Linked DNA regions of Homo sapiens: region 1 is linked to region 2. Evidence: chromatin loops called from intact Hi-C (ENCODE). Cell type or tissue: heart left ventricle. All regions are shown on one strand.

What was found. A loop is a pair of places that touch in the nucleus more often than their neighbours do. Peaks named below come from ENCODE experiments on the same cell type or tissue, not always from the same donor. Only the 100,000 strongest peaks of a DNase experiment are listed, where the experiment ranks them.
Region 1: a loop joins it to region 2, with 4 times the contacts of the local background. A loop is called at or near these places in 2 of 110 quality-filtered maps.

What each region holds. Positions count from the first base shown.
Region 1 is chr16:22,691,418-22,699,417 of GRCh38, forward strand. No RefSeq gene overlaps it. Among named protein-coding and RNA genes, the nearest start is that of LINC02890, 82 kb to the left of the region's middle. In heart left ventricle, no CTCF peak of the experiment used is centred here; no DNase peak of the experiment used is centred here; H3K4me3 peaks cover 694 bases; H3K27ac peaks cover 1,478 bases.
Region 2 is chr16:21,321,223-21,329,222 of GRCh38, forward strand. No RefSeq gene overlaps it. Among named protein-coding and RNA genes, the nearest start is that of CRYM, 47 kb to the left of the region's middle. In heart left ventricle, no CTCF peak of the experiment used is centred here; no DNase peak of the experiment used is centred here.

The DNA of each region.
Region 1 (8,000 bases), 1.4 Mb after region 2:
AATCACTGCCCAAAATCAATACTTTTTCTGTTTGATCCTTCCAAGCGGTCACTCATTTGCTGAGGTGATGGGAGTTCACCAATGCATCCCTTCACAGATGCGATGTTTATATTGAGTACACATTTATCTTCTCTGTGCAGGAGATGCAAAGTCAAATCCCTTCAGTTGGCCAGATGGGAACTCTGGTAGAGTGTGCATGTTCTGTCTAAAAGGGACAGCTACCATTTCACTCCAGCCAACTGCTACATGGAAACGCTATCCCAGTGTTTAGATCTTCTGATATTTTCTTTTAAGATGGGCCTCACTCTGTTGCTCAGGTTAGAGTGCAGTGGCATGATCACAGCTCACTGCAGCCTCAACTTCTCAGGCTCAAGTGATTCTCCTGAGTCAGCCTTTGGAGTAGTTGGGACTATAGGCATGCACCACCATGCCTGGCTTATTAATTTTTTTTTTTTTTAGTAGAGACAAGAGCTTGCTATGTTGCCCAGGCTGTTCTTGAACTCCTGAGCTTGAATGAGGTGTGATCCCCACACCTGTTGGGATCTTCTGATATTTTAATCAAAGCTGGAAATGTGGATCTTCATCTGAAATCTCTTATTTGTTAAATGTTAATAACTAATTCAAACTAGTAAAATAACTTTGAGGGCCAAAGAAGCATGTGTGCTGGCCATATTCTCCAAGGGATGCCAGCTTGTGACCTCTGACCTAAAAATGACTTCTAAAGAGTGCAGCTTCTCAAATAAATCAAGTATGTATTGTACATGACAGTCTTTTGAAAGTTCAGAGGTTTTTGCAAAGCATGCAAGATTTTCCATTACTTGGTTGTCTCTACTGTCAGCTACACTCAACCACAAATATTTAATTGCTGTTTCATCTTCTGTACTTTGGCATGTATCTGTTCTCTTTGCTTTGACTATCCATTCCCCTTCATCCGTCTAGCTAGCTTTGATTCATCCTTCAAGATGCAAACCAAATTTCACCTCCTCTGTGAATATTTTCTGGTTTCCCTCCATTACAGTTGCCCACTAGTGCAATTCTCCACCCTGGGCCATGTTGTGCTGGAATCATTTGTTTATATCATTGTTTCCCCTATAAATGCTCAGACGTCAGGGACCAAGTCTTATTCCTAACATCTAGGAAGTGTTAGGCACAGAGTAGATGCACTCACTAACTATTGCAGCATAACCAATCACTCCACAACTTAGCAGCTTGAAACAGCAAACATTTATTGTCTCAGTTTCTGTGGGTTAGGAATTTGGGCATGGCTTTCCTGTGTATCTCTGGCTTGAGGTTGCTTACCAGGTTGCAGTCAGACCTCAAAGTCTCTTACCAGGTTGCAGTCAGAGTACATGCTGGAGCTGTGGTCTCATGTGAAGTCTCAGCTGGGGAGAATCTGCTTCTAGGCTCCCTCCCATGGTTTTTGGAAGGTTTCAGTTATTTGTAGGCTGTTGGAGCTAAGGGTCTAGGGTCTCGGTTTCTTGCTGACTGCTGGCCAGAGGACTTCCTCAGTTCTTTGTCACTGGGATCCTTGGACAGCTCACAACATGGCAGCTGGCTTCCCTTGGAGTGAGAGTGAGAGAGTGCTCCAGACGGAAGATGCCATCTCTTTGTAATCTAATTCCAGAAGTGACATCTCTCCTCTTCTGCATTCTGCTTGCTAGAAGTCGGCCACTAAATAAAGCCCACACACAAGCGGGGAGGGAATTACACAAGAGTGGGGCTACCAGGAGGCAGGGAGTATTGAGGTCATCCAAGAAGCTGCGTACCGAAATGCCCTGCTTATAGTTATGTGCTGTGGTTACTCAGCCTTGGGATTCAGATTGCCCAGGTTCAAATCTTAGTCCTGTCACTCTGTGAAAGTTTACTTACCTGTAATGGGCATCAAGGGCTTCTTGACCCATAGAATTGATATGGGGACTGTGTTTAACAGAATGCCTGCTTGCCTCTAAAAAGGTGACCTATGATTAATGTTGTTTTAAGAAATGATGATGATGATTTTTTTTTTTTGAGATAGGTTCTCTCTCTGTCACCCAGGCTGGGGTGCAGTGCCATGAACATGACTCACTGCAGCCTGGACCTTCTGGACTTAAGTGGCCTCCTGAGTAGCTGGGACCACACGTGAATGCCACCATGCTTGGGTAATTTTTAAAATTTTTGTAAAGAGAGGGTCTCACCATGTTGCCCAGGCTGATCTTGAACTCCTGGGCTCAAGGAATCCTCCTGCCTTGGGCTCCCTAAGAGTTGGGATTACAGGTGTGAGCCACCGTGTCTGGCCAAAGTAATGATTATTGAATGTATCATAGGTATCTAGGTAAGAGAGTGACCATACGAAAAAATGGAAGAAGCATGACTGGTTATATGCTCAGTTCTCTGAATCACCCCCTCCGACTCAAGTTCCTCATTTCTAGATTTTTTCCTTCCTATAAATTAGCTTGATCTTTCCCTGGTATGACTCCTACAACTCTGCCCCGGCCTCCAAGTCTAAGTGAGCTCTCCCTATTGTGCTCAAATCCTGTCCTTTTCCCACACCAGATCATTTTAACCCTTGCCATTCTTCAAGCCAACAATTCTCCCAACAATTTATTTCTTCCGCTCCCACCACTCCAGTGCTCAGTCAGTGAGTGATTCTGGGAAGAGTGGTCTGGCTGGGTTGGATGGCCAGGTCTATTTCAAGTTCATCTCAGCTGTCTGGTCATTTTTTATTTAAAAAAAAAAAAAGCTTTGGGAAGTAGTCTATTTAAACACACGTAAGCAGCTGTTCCTCCCTTTCCACCTGCTTTCATCCCTTTCTCAGCAGATGGGATCATCATCTATTTTATTGAAATAACAATAATACCCCCAAGTTTTGTTTTGTTTCATTTTGTTTTTATGAGACGGACTCTTACTCTGTCTCCCAGGCTGAAGTGCAGTGGCACGATCTTGGCTCACTGCAACCTCTGCCTCCTGGGTTCAAACGATTCTCCTGGCTCAGCCTCCTGAGTAGCTGGGATTACAGATTTGCGCCACCATGCCTGGCTAATTTTTGTATTTTTAGTAGAGATGGGGTTTCACCATGTTGCCCAGGCTGGTCTTGAACTCCCGACCTTAAGTGATCCACCAGCCTTGGCCTCCCAAAGTGCTGGGATTACAGGCATGAGCCACTGTGCCCCGCAAATACCCCCAAGTTTACTGACCTCTTAACTATGTTAGATGCCAATCTAAGCCCCTTTAATGGATTATCTCCATTGTCACAATAACTCCTACGAAGATAGTACTGGGACTATCCTATTTTACATATAAGGAAAGTTAGGCTCAGAGATATGGAATGATTGACAAATGTCCAACAGTAGAGCTGAGATGTGAATCCATGTTAACCTGATCCCCAAATTGAAGCTCTTACCCACTTTTACTGAAAAGCCGTTTGGATTCTTTAGTCCACCTACTTTCTATCTCTGCTTAATGGGCTGCAAGATGCCCATTTCACTGAACTTGTTTCTCCTAAGGACCTGCAGGCTGCTTTGCTGAATGCTCCTCCTCCGCCTTGATCCTGCTTTGGCATTCCAAACTGCTGGGTTTGTGATCCTTTTTGGATCTCTTCACTAGTTTATGGGGCTCTGCATGCTCTTGGCTCTCCAACAACCACTAGAACTTCTTACTGACCGGCTGTTTTCATTCCATCCCTTAAATGTCAGCATGTTCTGAGGTTCTGTCTCAGCCTTCCTTGCAGGCTACACATTCTCCCTGGGTGACCTCATGTCCTCTCGTAGCTCCAGAATCGTTGCTTCTTAAATAATCTCTCTGTTAATTTTTTAGTCCCTGCTTTTATTTGAAGCTTCTGATCTGCCTTTCTAACCAGTGGGTGTTCTGGGAGTGCTTCAAAATCAGCTTGACTCAACTCAATGTCATCTTTCCCGAAATACTCTCTTCACCCGTGTTCCTTAGCCTAGTAGTAAAAACAGTCTACCCAGTCTGGACTTTAGTTAACAAATTCTGTTTATTTCTCCAAAGCAGTACCAGCGATTATTCCTCTGGAAAGACCTCTGTCTCAGCTCAATTTTCCTCTACCATTTGACTGGACTATTGCAATAATTTCCTAAGGGTCTCTCTGTCTTCAGAATCCTCACTGCTATCCATCTCCAAAGACATAGACCTATTTATGTTATTTGGCATCTTGAATTTTTCCTGCTATATATTTCATAAATACCAGATTTCTTGGACTAGCATTCCATGACCTTCTCATATTGCCCACACTGACTTTGCTAAGTTTATTTAATTATTAAAAGTACTATGTGGGGCTGGGCGCAGTGGCTCACTCCTATAATACCAGCACTTTGGGAGGCTGACGCTGGAGGATTACTGGAGCCAGGAGTTTGAGACCAGCCTGGGCAATATGGAGAAACCTTGTCTCTACGAAGAAAAATGCAAAAATTAGCTGGATGCGGTGGCACGCCTGTAGTCCCAGCTACTTAGGAGGCTGAGGTGGGAGGATCGCTTGAGCCCAGGATATGGAGGATGCAGTGAGCTGTGACTGCACCACTGCACTACAGCCTGGGCAACAGAGCGAGATCCTGTATCAAAGTCCCAGCTACTTAGGAGGCTGAGGTGGGAGGATCGCTTGAGCCCAGGATATGGAGGATGCAGTGAGCTGTGACTGCACCACTGCACTACAGCCTGGGCAACAGAGCGAGATCCTGTATCAAAAAAATAAATAAATAAAATAAAAAGTACTATGTGATAATTACTGATAGAAAAGCTCTTCATTTTTATAGGTTTATCTTACAACCATACAGCATCTGAAATTTCTACTTTAAGTGGTAGATATAATGGATCACAGTGATAGATTCTCCTGCATCAGCCTCCCAAGTAGCTGGAATTACAGGTGCCCACCATGATGCCCAGCTATGATGTTAAGCCATTCTTGTGCTCCTAATATAAGTGTATTATTCTTTTGATGAACTGATGAGCTTAATTTTCTAATATTTATTTACAAATGTGTATCTGTATTCATAAATGAATTTGTCTGTGGCTTTCTGTTTTTGTGCTTTCTTCATCAGGCTTAACTAATAAGGTGATTCTAATTTCATAAAAGTAGTAATATCAAATATGTATGCATGTGGGCCTTAATAGGCACCAGACACTGTTCTAAGCAGTTGATAGTTATAAACTCACTTAATCTTCACAACAATCTCCATGAAGTAGAGTTTCCTCGTCATTTAACAGAGAAGGGAGTGGAGAAAGGAAGAGAATAAATAACTTGCCCAAGGTCACACAGCCAGTAAGTATTATAGCCATGACTTGAACAAGGCAGAATGGTTCTAAGAGCTTTGTGCAAAGTGCTTTGCTAACTTCTTCGAAGTCATAGTCAACTTGGGGAGTTTCATTTTTTTCTGTAGTCTAAGATACTTTAATAATATAGGAAGAATTATCTTTTTTTTAAGGCTTGGTAAACTTGGATGTAAATCTATGCAAGTGTGGTGATTTTTAAAATGGTAGATCTTGACCTTTCCAATCGTTCATGTTATTGATCTGTTTAGGTTTTCTTCTTCTTTGGTCAATTACTTAAGTTTTAATTTTGTTAGACTTTCTTCAATTTCCCTTTGATATTTAAATCTGTTGCCATGGCCTTGCACAGATTTGAAGATATTGCTCCATTGTTTTCCAGTTAATATTTGTTGTTAATTAAAAATGTGATGCCAATCAGATTATTGTCTCCCCTATACTTTCTATATTGATTTCTTTCTTTTTCTTTCTAATTCTTTTTTTTCTCTCTCTCTCTTTTTAGTAGAGTTTCTCTGTGTTGCCCAGGCTGGAGTGCAGTGGCGTGATCTTGGCTCACTGCAACCTCCACCTCCCAGGTTCAAGCAATTCTCCTACCTCAGCCTCCCTAGTAGCTGGGATTACAGGTGTGTGCCACCATGCTTGGGTAATTTTTGTATTTTGTATTTTTTTTTTTAATGGAGTCTAGCTCTGTTGCCCAGGCTGGAGAGCAGTGGTGTGGTCTCGGCTCACTGCAACCTCTGCCTCCCAGGTTCAAGTGATTTTCCTGCCTCAGCCTACTGACTAGCTGGGATTACAGGCACCCACCATGATGCCCAGGTAATTTTTGTATTTTTAGTAGAGATGGAGTTTCACCATGTTGGCCAGCTGGTCTCGAACTCCTGACCTCAAGTGATCCTCCTGCCTTGCCTCCCAAAGTGCTGAGATTGCAGGTGTGAGCCACTGTGCCTGGCCTAATTTTTGTATTTTGGTAGAGATGGGATTTTTCCATGTTGGCCAGGTTGGTCTTGAACTCCTGGCCTCAAGTGATCCACCCACCTCGGCCTCCCAAAGTGCTGGGATTATAGGCATGAGCCACTGCATCTGGCTTCTTATATTGGTTTCATGTTGATGCTGTAGCAAATTACTACAAATTTAGTGACTTGAAACAACACAAATGAATAGGTGTGTAGAAGTCTGAAGTGGGTCTCACCGGGCTGAAACCGACAGGTGGGTAGGGCTGCATTCCTTCTGGGGGCTTTAAGGAGAATACATTTATTTGTCTTGGTCAGTTGTAGAGGTGATGCATCTCCAGCCCAGAAATAGGGCTTTATAGACAGGGAGTCACACTCTCTGTCTCTCTCTCTTTTTTTTTTTTTTTTTTTTTTTTTTGAGACAGAGTCTTGCTCTGTCACCCAGCCTGGAGCGCAATGGTGCGATCTCAGCTCACTGCAACCTCCTCCACCTCCCAGGTTCAAGCGAATCCTCCTACCTCAGCCTCCTAAGTATCTGGGATTACAGGTGCCCACCCCTACTCCTGGCTAATTTTTGTATTTTTAGTAGGGACAGGTTTTCACCATGTTTGTCAGGCTGGTCTCGAACTCTTGACCTCAAGTGATCGGCCCGCTTTGGCCTCCCAAAGTGCTGGGATTACAGGCATGAGCCACTGTGCCCAGCCTATCTCTTAATCTCCATTACTTTCTAGGGCAAATGATACAAACTTGGTCTTCTCTTCAGGGCTCATGCAGTTATTTCCCTAATCAACTTATCCCATAAATCACATGACCTACTTCAGAGACCAAATAATTACAAATAAAAGATTCCCCCCAAACCATAGATTCTTGTTGGCAATGAGCATCAGTTGAGCTCAGATTCGGTAAAAAGTAAAAATGAAAAAAGATCCATAGCTATAGATTTCTGTTAGCCTTTTTTCTATGGTTTTTGGTAACCACTGTCCAAAATACCAATAATGTAAGTATAAACCCTTCCCAATGCAAAAAGACCAGTCTTTTTTGTTTCGAAAGCCAATTTCTACCTGGTGGGATTTTTTTTTTTTTAAACAAAATCTAAAGTCTTCTTCTCTTTTAAATATTTCTGACTTGGAAAACTGGTAGGTAGAATAGCTGCTGGCAGCCCAAATGCTCAAAATCACTTCTTCATTCTTTCAATGGTTGCTTTGTTCATTTAAAACACTAACAACCACTGCAAACCATGATGGAGTGCCCACTGTGTTCCATGTGCTGAGGTTACAGAAATGATGAAGCCTGAAGGCCTTGAAATGCCTATAATCATGCATGACTTCCCCCTCCACCTTTCTCTCTCCCACTGCCTTCCTTTGGAGCTATTATACATTGGTCTCCTCTGAGTTCCTTAAAGCATCTAGATCCCTTTTGCCCAAGGCCTCTGCATGGAGAAGTTCTATTTTCTTGAAAAGCCTTTTCCTTTCTTCTGCCATCCAGGCCTCTTTCTTAGGAAAGCCTTCCCTGAGCCTCCAGTACCCGTACACCTTACTCACTGGGCACCCTGTACTTCTCCTTCCAGGCATGTAGCTCAAATGTAATTAACAATGTAAATAACTTTGGTTTATTGTGTGTTCCCTCCTGAACCCAAGTTTCATGCAAGCAGAGGCCATTATGTCTTTTTTGCTACCGTATCTCCAGTGCTTAGCACAGGGCAGACCATTGGTGCTCAATAAATGCTTGACAGGGAAGGAATGTGGACAGTTTCCCTACCCTTGGGATGTCCCCAATCCGGTGGGTTTGCTC
Region 2 (8,000 bases):
ACCGGCCGCTCACCTCCTGCTGTGTGATATGGTTCCTAACAGGCCATGGACCGGTACCAGTCCATGGCCTGGGGTTTGGGGGCCCCTGCTCTAGGACAAACCAAAATAAACTATACTTCCTCACTTGGAAAATGAAAATAATAATAGTGTCTTATTTATAGGGTAGTTGTGTATATGTGAAGTATTTAGAGCAGTTCTCAGCACATGGTAAGTACTCAGTAAAGACTAGATTTATTGGCCAGCCGGGTGCAGTGGCTCATGCTTGTAATCCCAGCACTTTGGGAGGCTAAGGCGGGTGGATCATGAGGTCAGGAGATTGAGAGCAGCCTGTCCAACATGGTGAAACCCCGTCTCTACTATTAAAAACACAAAAATTAGCTGGGTGTGGTGGCGGGCACCTATAGTTCCAGCTACTCTATTACTGAGACCAGCCTGACCAACATGGGTAAACCCCATCTCTACTAAAAATACTAAATTAGCCAGACGTGGTGGTGCATGCCTGTAATCCCAGCTACTCAAGAGGCTGAGGCAGGAGAATCACTTGAACCTGGGAGGTGGAGGTTACAGTGAGCCGAGATCGTGCCACTGCGATCCAGACTGCGCGGCAGAATGAGACTCCATCAAAAAAAAAAAAAAAAAAAAAAAGACTGGATTTATTATTACTATAGGAAACACAACTTTCTGCTCTGCCACCATCTGTGCTGAGTATCACCATAAGGCCAGCCTGCCAGTGACTATTTGGAAAAGCTGTAGCATCTAGCAATACTTCCAACGTGTCTTCTGTTTCCCAAATAGTAATACAAAATATGAAACAAAATGAACAGTAGAGGAAACATTTTGAACAGGAAACCATGTCTATCTCCTCTGTAAACCTGTCCATTTGAAATGTGGATTACTGCATCTTGGATTCATTCAAGGCAATGGAAATAACCAAACTTTCTGCCTTCAACTACCTGGTCCAAGGAAATCAATCCTGTCTTTCCTCTCTAATCTTAATCTTCCCACCTGGATCTTGTGGTTTTAAGCCTGCCTAGTCATAAAGGCCAACTGCAAATATTTCAGCTTTATTGGAACTCAAGAGCATTCTGGGTTTGTTCTTTGTGATTCTTCCCTTTTATTTCACTTCCACCTAACTTTTAACCTTTTTTTTTTTTTTTTTTTTGAGATGGAGGAGTGTCACTCTGTCACCCAAGCTGGACTGCAGTGACCCAATCTCGGCTCACTTGGCAACCTCCACTTCCCGAGTTCAAGCAATTCTCCTGCCTCAGCCTCTTGAGTATCTGGGACTACAGGCACCTGCTACCACACCTGGCTATTTTTTTTGTATTTTTGTTAGAGATAGGGTTTCACTATGTTGGTCAGGTTGGTCTTGAACTCCTGACCTCAAATGATCCACCTGCCTCTGCCTCCCAAAGTGCTGGGAATACAGGCGTAAGCCCCTGCGCCTGGCCGCTTTTAACGTTTGATGTTATATTCCATTTCCAGCATCTAGCTCTTAAATTTTGATATTATGTTCTATTTCCAGCTGTGTCCTTTTTTTTTTTTTTTTTGAGACAGAGTTTCACTCTTGTTGCCCAGGCTGGAGTGCAATGGTGTGATCTCGGCTCACTGCAACCTCTGCCTCCCAGGTTCAAGTAATTCTCCTGCCTCAGCCTCTCGAGTAGCTGGGATTACAGGCATGCACCACCACATCCAGCTAATTTTGTATTTTTAGTAGAGATGGGGTTTATCCATGTTGGTCAGGCTGGTCTCAAACTCCTGATCTCAGGTGATCCACCCACCTCGGCCTCCCAAGGTGCTGGGATTACAGGCGTGAGCCACCGCGCCCAGCCTACCTTTTTTATTCTTAAGAGTGGACTTAGTTTTACCAACTTTGATGATTTGAATTCTCTGAGGCCCATGTCTCCTCCTGCTCCTGACCAGCTCTTGTAGGTTCCCCCCTGATTCCAGCCCCCAAGAAGCTACTTTCAGCTTTGAAATTTATGTGCCAGCTTTGCCTACCCCCTGAGAAAGGGAGATTAGATCAGGTGCTTTGCATCTGGTATTTTGCAGTTTTACCAAAAGTGATGATTATGACCCCTCAGCGTAATTTCATAGCCACCAACAATGTTCTTAGGTTTGGATAGCAATCCAAATATACTTTAAGCTACCATCAGATTAAACTGTCTTAAGAAAGTAGAATTAACTGTCATTATTTGTGGATTCTGAATTTGTGAATTCAACAACTCACTAAAATTTATGTGTAACTCAAAATCAGTAACTGTTTCACTTTTGAGGTCATTTGCAGACATGCAGGGAGTGGCAAAAAATTTTGAGTTCTCCAAGGGTGGTTCCCAGCCTTGGCCAGGTCAAAGAAGATGACACCCTGTCCACCTTGTTTCAACCCTCATACTGCAAACAAGTATTCTTGACTTGATATAGTTAGTGCCTTTTTTTTTTTTTTTTTGCATCTTTGTTCTTTATGTTGGTGATTTTGTTGTTTAATGTCAGCCCCAGGCATAGTGCTGAAGTACTGTCTCATGTTCCTAAGTGCAAAAGGGCTATGATTATGTCTTTTTTTTTTTTTTTTTTTTTTTTTTTTGAGACAGATTCTTACTCTGTTGCCCATGCTGGAGTGCAATGGCGTGATCTCGGCTCACTGCAACCTCCACCTCCCCCAGCTCAAGCCATTCTCCTGTCTCAGCCTCCTGAGTAGATGAAACTACAGGCACACACCACTGCACCCAGCTACAGTTTTATATTTTAGGAGAGATGGGGTTTCACCAAGTTGGCCAGGCTGGTCTAGAACTCCTGATCTCAAGGGATCTGCCCACCTTGGCCTCCCAAAGCGCTGGGATTACAGGCATGATCCACTGTGCCTGGCCCTGATTATGTCTTTTGGAGAAAATATCTATGTTAGAGAAGCTTAATTCAGGCATGAGTTATACTGCTGCTGGCTGTGAGGTCAGTGTTAGTGAATCAACAGTATGTATTAAATAAGGTGTCTTTAAACGGAAACACCCCAAAAAACAGGTCGTGTATTGATCAATTGATGAAAATGTGACCAGAGGCTTGCAGGAACCTAGGAGTATTTTCCCTAGGAGTAATCTTTCAGTATTCCCTAACTCAAGTGTCTGTGATGACTTTATAGAACATAACCAAGAATGATGAAAATGGATGGTGTCCAGGATGGGAACATAACATGTACAGCATCAGCACTTTCATATGAAAGTCTCCCAACAGCACAGGTGCAGCTGTACGTTCCACCAGTACACAGGGCACATTCAGTTCAAGAGCTGAGGTCGATACGGTGTAGACTCTGTAATTATATGGAAGCCTCCACTTTTGTTTGCCAGAATTTGTGCAAAGTCCTACTTACTTTCTTCTCAAGTCAAGTGTAGTCTCTAGACGAGATATATGGCAGCAAACAATGTTGATGATGAGTTCCAGGCACTGCTAACATTCTGTATTTTTAAACTCAGCACATACCTAGGCACAGTGCTGCCAGAGAGTAAACTCATAGTTATCTTAGTGGGTACACCTGGGTCCAGGAAAATAGGATTTATGTTTGCTATTTACCCTTTCCTCACAATAATAAATCTGCAGGTTTTTTTTTTTTTTTTTTTTTTTGAGACAGAGTTTTGCAGTTGTCGCCCAGGCTAGAGTGCAGTGGTGCGATCTTGGCTCACTGCAACCTCTGCCTCCCAGTTTCAAGGATTCTCCTGCCTCAGCCTCCCAAGTAGCTAGGATTACAAGCATGCACCACCACGCCCAGCTAATTTTTTGTATTTTTTAGTAGAGATGGGGTTTCACCATGTTGGCCAGGCTGGTCTTGAACTCCTGGCCTCAAGTGGTCCACCCGCCTCTGCATCCCAAAGTGCTGGGATTACAGGTATGAGCCACCACACCTGGCCAAAATCTGCAGTTTTATATCAAAATGTATCATCAGTGACAGTCCCTAAGGGCAATTGCATGTTTTTCTGACACCATAGTTGTATCACAATATATCACAACTGTTAGCATTATGGACTAGAAAAGCAGTACATTTACTGTTTTTTCAAAACTAATTGGACTATCCTTGATACCTACCATCCCCAGCCTGTTTGAGATGCAGTAAGGGGCTCAGGTTGGTGCCAAAATATTGGGCACACCCTCAGCCATGAGTTACCATGATTAGCGGCAAGCGCAGATGAAGCCTTGTCCTGGTGTGTGCCCTTGGGTTCTTTGAAGCTGATGAGTGATTTAGAACATTGGCAGCCAAGTATAAGCTGGTCATATGGAGTCACACATGAAGCTGAGAGATGTCTGATTCATCTCATCATGAAAGCTGTTACTCTTATCAAAATTTCATCAACTTTGGGGAATGATTATGTTGCTGACTAGAGATCAACATGGAAATCTGGGTATAAAAAGCAGTCAGGGAGGCTGGATCCTTTCTTTCAGTGGCTGCCTCAAATCCAGCAGGCCCTTGAATAATGTCATTTTGTCCAACGTCATTTTGTTATAATTTTGATGGGAAAAAAGAAATTGATTCCCAGCCCGGGCTGTTGTCAGTGTGGAGCTTGCATGTTCTCTCCGTATCTGTGTGGGTTTTCTCTGGGCATTCCAATTTTCTCCTGCATCCCAAAGATGTGCACTTTAGGGGAATTGACGTGTTGACATTGTCCCAGTCTAAGTGAGTGTGAGGTGTGCGTGACTGTGCCCCGTGATGGCATTCATCCAGTCTAGGGTTGGTTCTTGCCTTGTGCCCTAAGCTGCAGGGACAGGCTCTGGCCCCCTGCGACCCTGAACTGGAATAACTATCTAAATCATTATTTTACTTGTGTTTGTTAATCTGTCTTAAATGTATATATGGCTCACATTATTTATTTCAGTGTTTAATATTAGAAGTGTTTTGGTATTTATTTAGATGTTTGGTGATGTTTTTCTGACCCCCGAAAAAAGAAAACAGTAATATACAATAAAAACTTAACTCTTTTTTTTTTTTTAATTTTTTTCAGAGACAAGGTCTTGCTCTGCTACCCAGGCTGGGGTGCAGTGGTGCAATCATAGCTCACTGTAATCTCAAACTCCTGGGCTCAAGTGTTCCTCCCACCTGAAGCTCCCAAGTAACCGGGATGACAGATGTGGGCCACTACTCCTGGGCTAATTTTTTTTTAATTTTGTAGAAATAGAGTCTCACCATGTTGGTCAGGCTGGTCTCAAACTCCTGGCCTCAAGCAGTCCCCCTGCCTCAGCCTCCCAAGTTCTGGGATTACAGACATGAGCCACCATGCTGGCCCTTAACTCTTGTTTATATCAATTAGATTATGGCAAAGTTAGTTTCGTTATACATCATTTCACTTAAAGTTACAGTTTCCAAGAACCTATTGATGATGATAAGTGAGGGCTTACAGTACATGTCTTGGAGATAAATCATTGTGAATGCACAGTCACCTCTCAGGCTAAATAAATATTAACTCAGGAACACCAGAATCCAGGTCAGTTCCAGAATCTGACCTCATTCTTCCCTCTTCCCTTTGGATAAAGGTGTTTCTTTGTTTATGAGAACTATAGGAATGCCTCATTTTTATGCAAATATAAAGCAAGTGCCCAACCACCGCATTCACCTAAATGCAGATGTTTTGGAGGCTCAAAACTCAAGGGTCTCCACCCAGGATCCCTACATACAGAAAAGACACTTGTCCAGGATGGGGGCTAAATCTTTGGAGTTGAGTGTTATGTTTTTATTTTGCTTTGTTTTTCATAGTTTTTTGTGCAAAAAATGAGTGGAGCAAAGTAGCTGAGGGAACTGACTGTATGCTAGTCTTTTTGAGATTCAGAACTAGTGATACGTTGGAGTCCAGGTGACAAGTGTGGCAGGGAGTGGAAACCCTGTTGAGAGACGGGGACTTGAGAAGCATGGAATAGTACCTTTGGTGAGGATGTTGATGTTCTCTCAAGCTATTCCATCTACATTGGCAATGATGAGGCTCCCGATGGAAGCTTTTGAGAATCAGACTATTGGGGATTTGCTGCAGGAAGAGTTGTGACAATCAAGCCATTTAAATCTGAGTAATAAAACCGCATGATATTTCATTTTCCCCTGCAGGCTTTTGAAGCCTTTGATATCCTGTTTACATCAAACACATTTACTCCTAAGAAAATCTTTAGTGTATACAATTCCACATACAGATATTTTAAATGACTAACTACTTTGGCTTAGAAGAGTACAAATGACACCCCAGTCTTTTAAAATTTCAATTAGATTAAGTTTAATCTAGGCTAAATTCATTGATTGATCACCTCAAATATTGAAACATAATTGCCTCAAATATTGAAACAATAAAGTAGTATTGTTCCTTAATTTCTTAGTATTTTCTCTACTAGAGATTCTCTTATTGTAGGATTTTGAATGAATTTCATGGATGGTTTCTTTTCTTTTCTTTTGAGTGGAGTTTTGCTCTTGCTGCCCAGGCTGGAATGTAATGGCGAGATCTCGGCTCACTGCAACCTCCGCCTCCCGGGTTCAAGCAATTCTCCTGTCTCAGCCTCCTGAGTAGCTAGGATTACAGGTGCCCTCCACTATGCCTGGCTAATTTTCGGTATTTTTAGTAGAGACGGGGTTTCACCACGTTGGCCAGGCTGGTCTTAAACTATTGACCTCAGGTGATCTGCTTGCCTCAGCCTCCCAAAGTGCTGGGATTACAGGCGTGTATTACGGGAAGTCAGGGACCCCGAACGGAGGGACCGGTTGAAGCCATGGCAGAAGAACGTGGATTGTGAAGATTTCATGACATTTATTAGTTCCCCAAATTAATACTTTTATACTTTCTTAATGCCTGTCTTTACTGCAGTCTCTAAACATAAATTGTGAAGATTTCATGGACACTTATCACTTCCCCAATGAATACCCTTGTGATCTCTTATGCCTGTCTTTAATCTCTTAATCCTGTCATCTCGTAAGCTGAGGAGAATGTATGTCGCCTCAGGACCCTGTGATGATTTTGTTAACTGCACAAATTGTAGAGCATGTGTGTTTGAATAGTATGAAATCTGGGCGCCTTGAAAAAAGAACAGGATAACAGCAATGTTCAGGGAACAAGAGAGATAACCTTAAACTCTGACTGCTGGTGAGCTGGGCAGAACAGAACCATGTTTCTCTTCTTTCAAAAACAAATGGGAGAAATATCACTGAATTCTTTTTCTCAGCAAGGAACATCCCTGAGAAAGAGAATGCCTGAGGGTAGGCCTCTAAAATGGCCCCCTTGGGTGTGGCCATCTTTTATGGTCTAGCTGTAGGGATGAAATAAGCCCCAGTCTCCCATAGTGCTCCCAGGCTTATTAGGATGAGGAAATTCCTGCCTAATAAATTTTAGTCAGACCAATTGCTCTCAAACCATGTCTCCTGTTAAGATGTTATCAATGACAATGGTGCCCGAAACTTCATTAGCAATTTTAATTTCGCCCCAGTCCTGTGGTCCTGTGATCTCACCCTGCCTCCATTTGCCTTGTGATATTCTATTACCTTGTGAAGCACAAGATCTCTGTGACCCACACCCTATTCGTACACTCCCTCCCCTTTGAAAATCACTAATAAAATCTTCCTGGTTTTGCGGCTTGTGGGGCATCACAGAACCTACCGACATGTGATGTATCCCCCGGATGCCCAGCTTTAAAATTTCTCTCTTTTGTACTCTGTCCCTTTATTTCTCAACCTGGCCGACGCTTAGGGAAAATAGAAAAGAACCTACGTGACTACTGGGGGCAGGTTCCCCAATAGGCGTGAGCCACCTCGCCCAGGCAGATCTGTTTTTTATTTCCCTTTAAGATGGAACTTCCCTTTTTTTGAAAAAATTTTACTTTAAGTTCTAGGGTACATGTGCACAATGTGCAGGTTTGATACATAGGTATACACATGCTATGCTGGTTTGCTGTACCCATCAACTCGTCATTTACATTAGATATTTCTCCTAATGCTATCACTCCCCCAGCCTACACCCCACGACAGCCCCCGGTGTGTGATGTTCCCCACCCTGTGT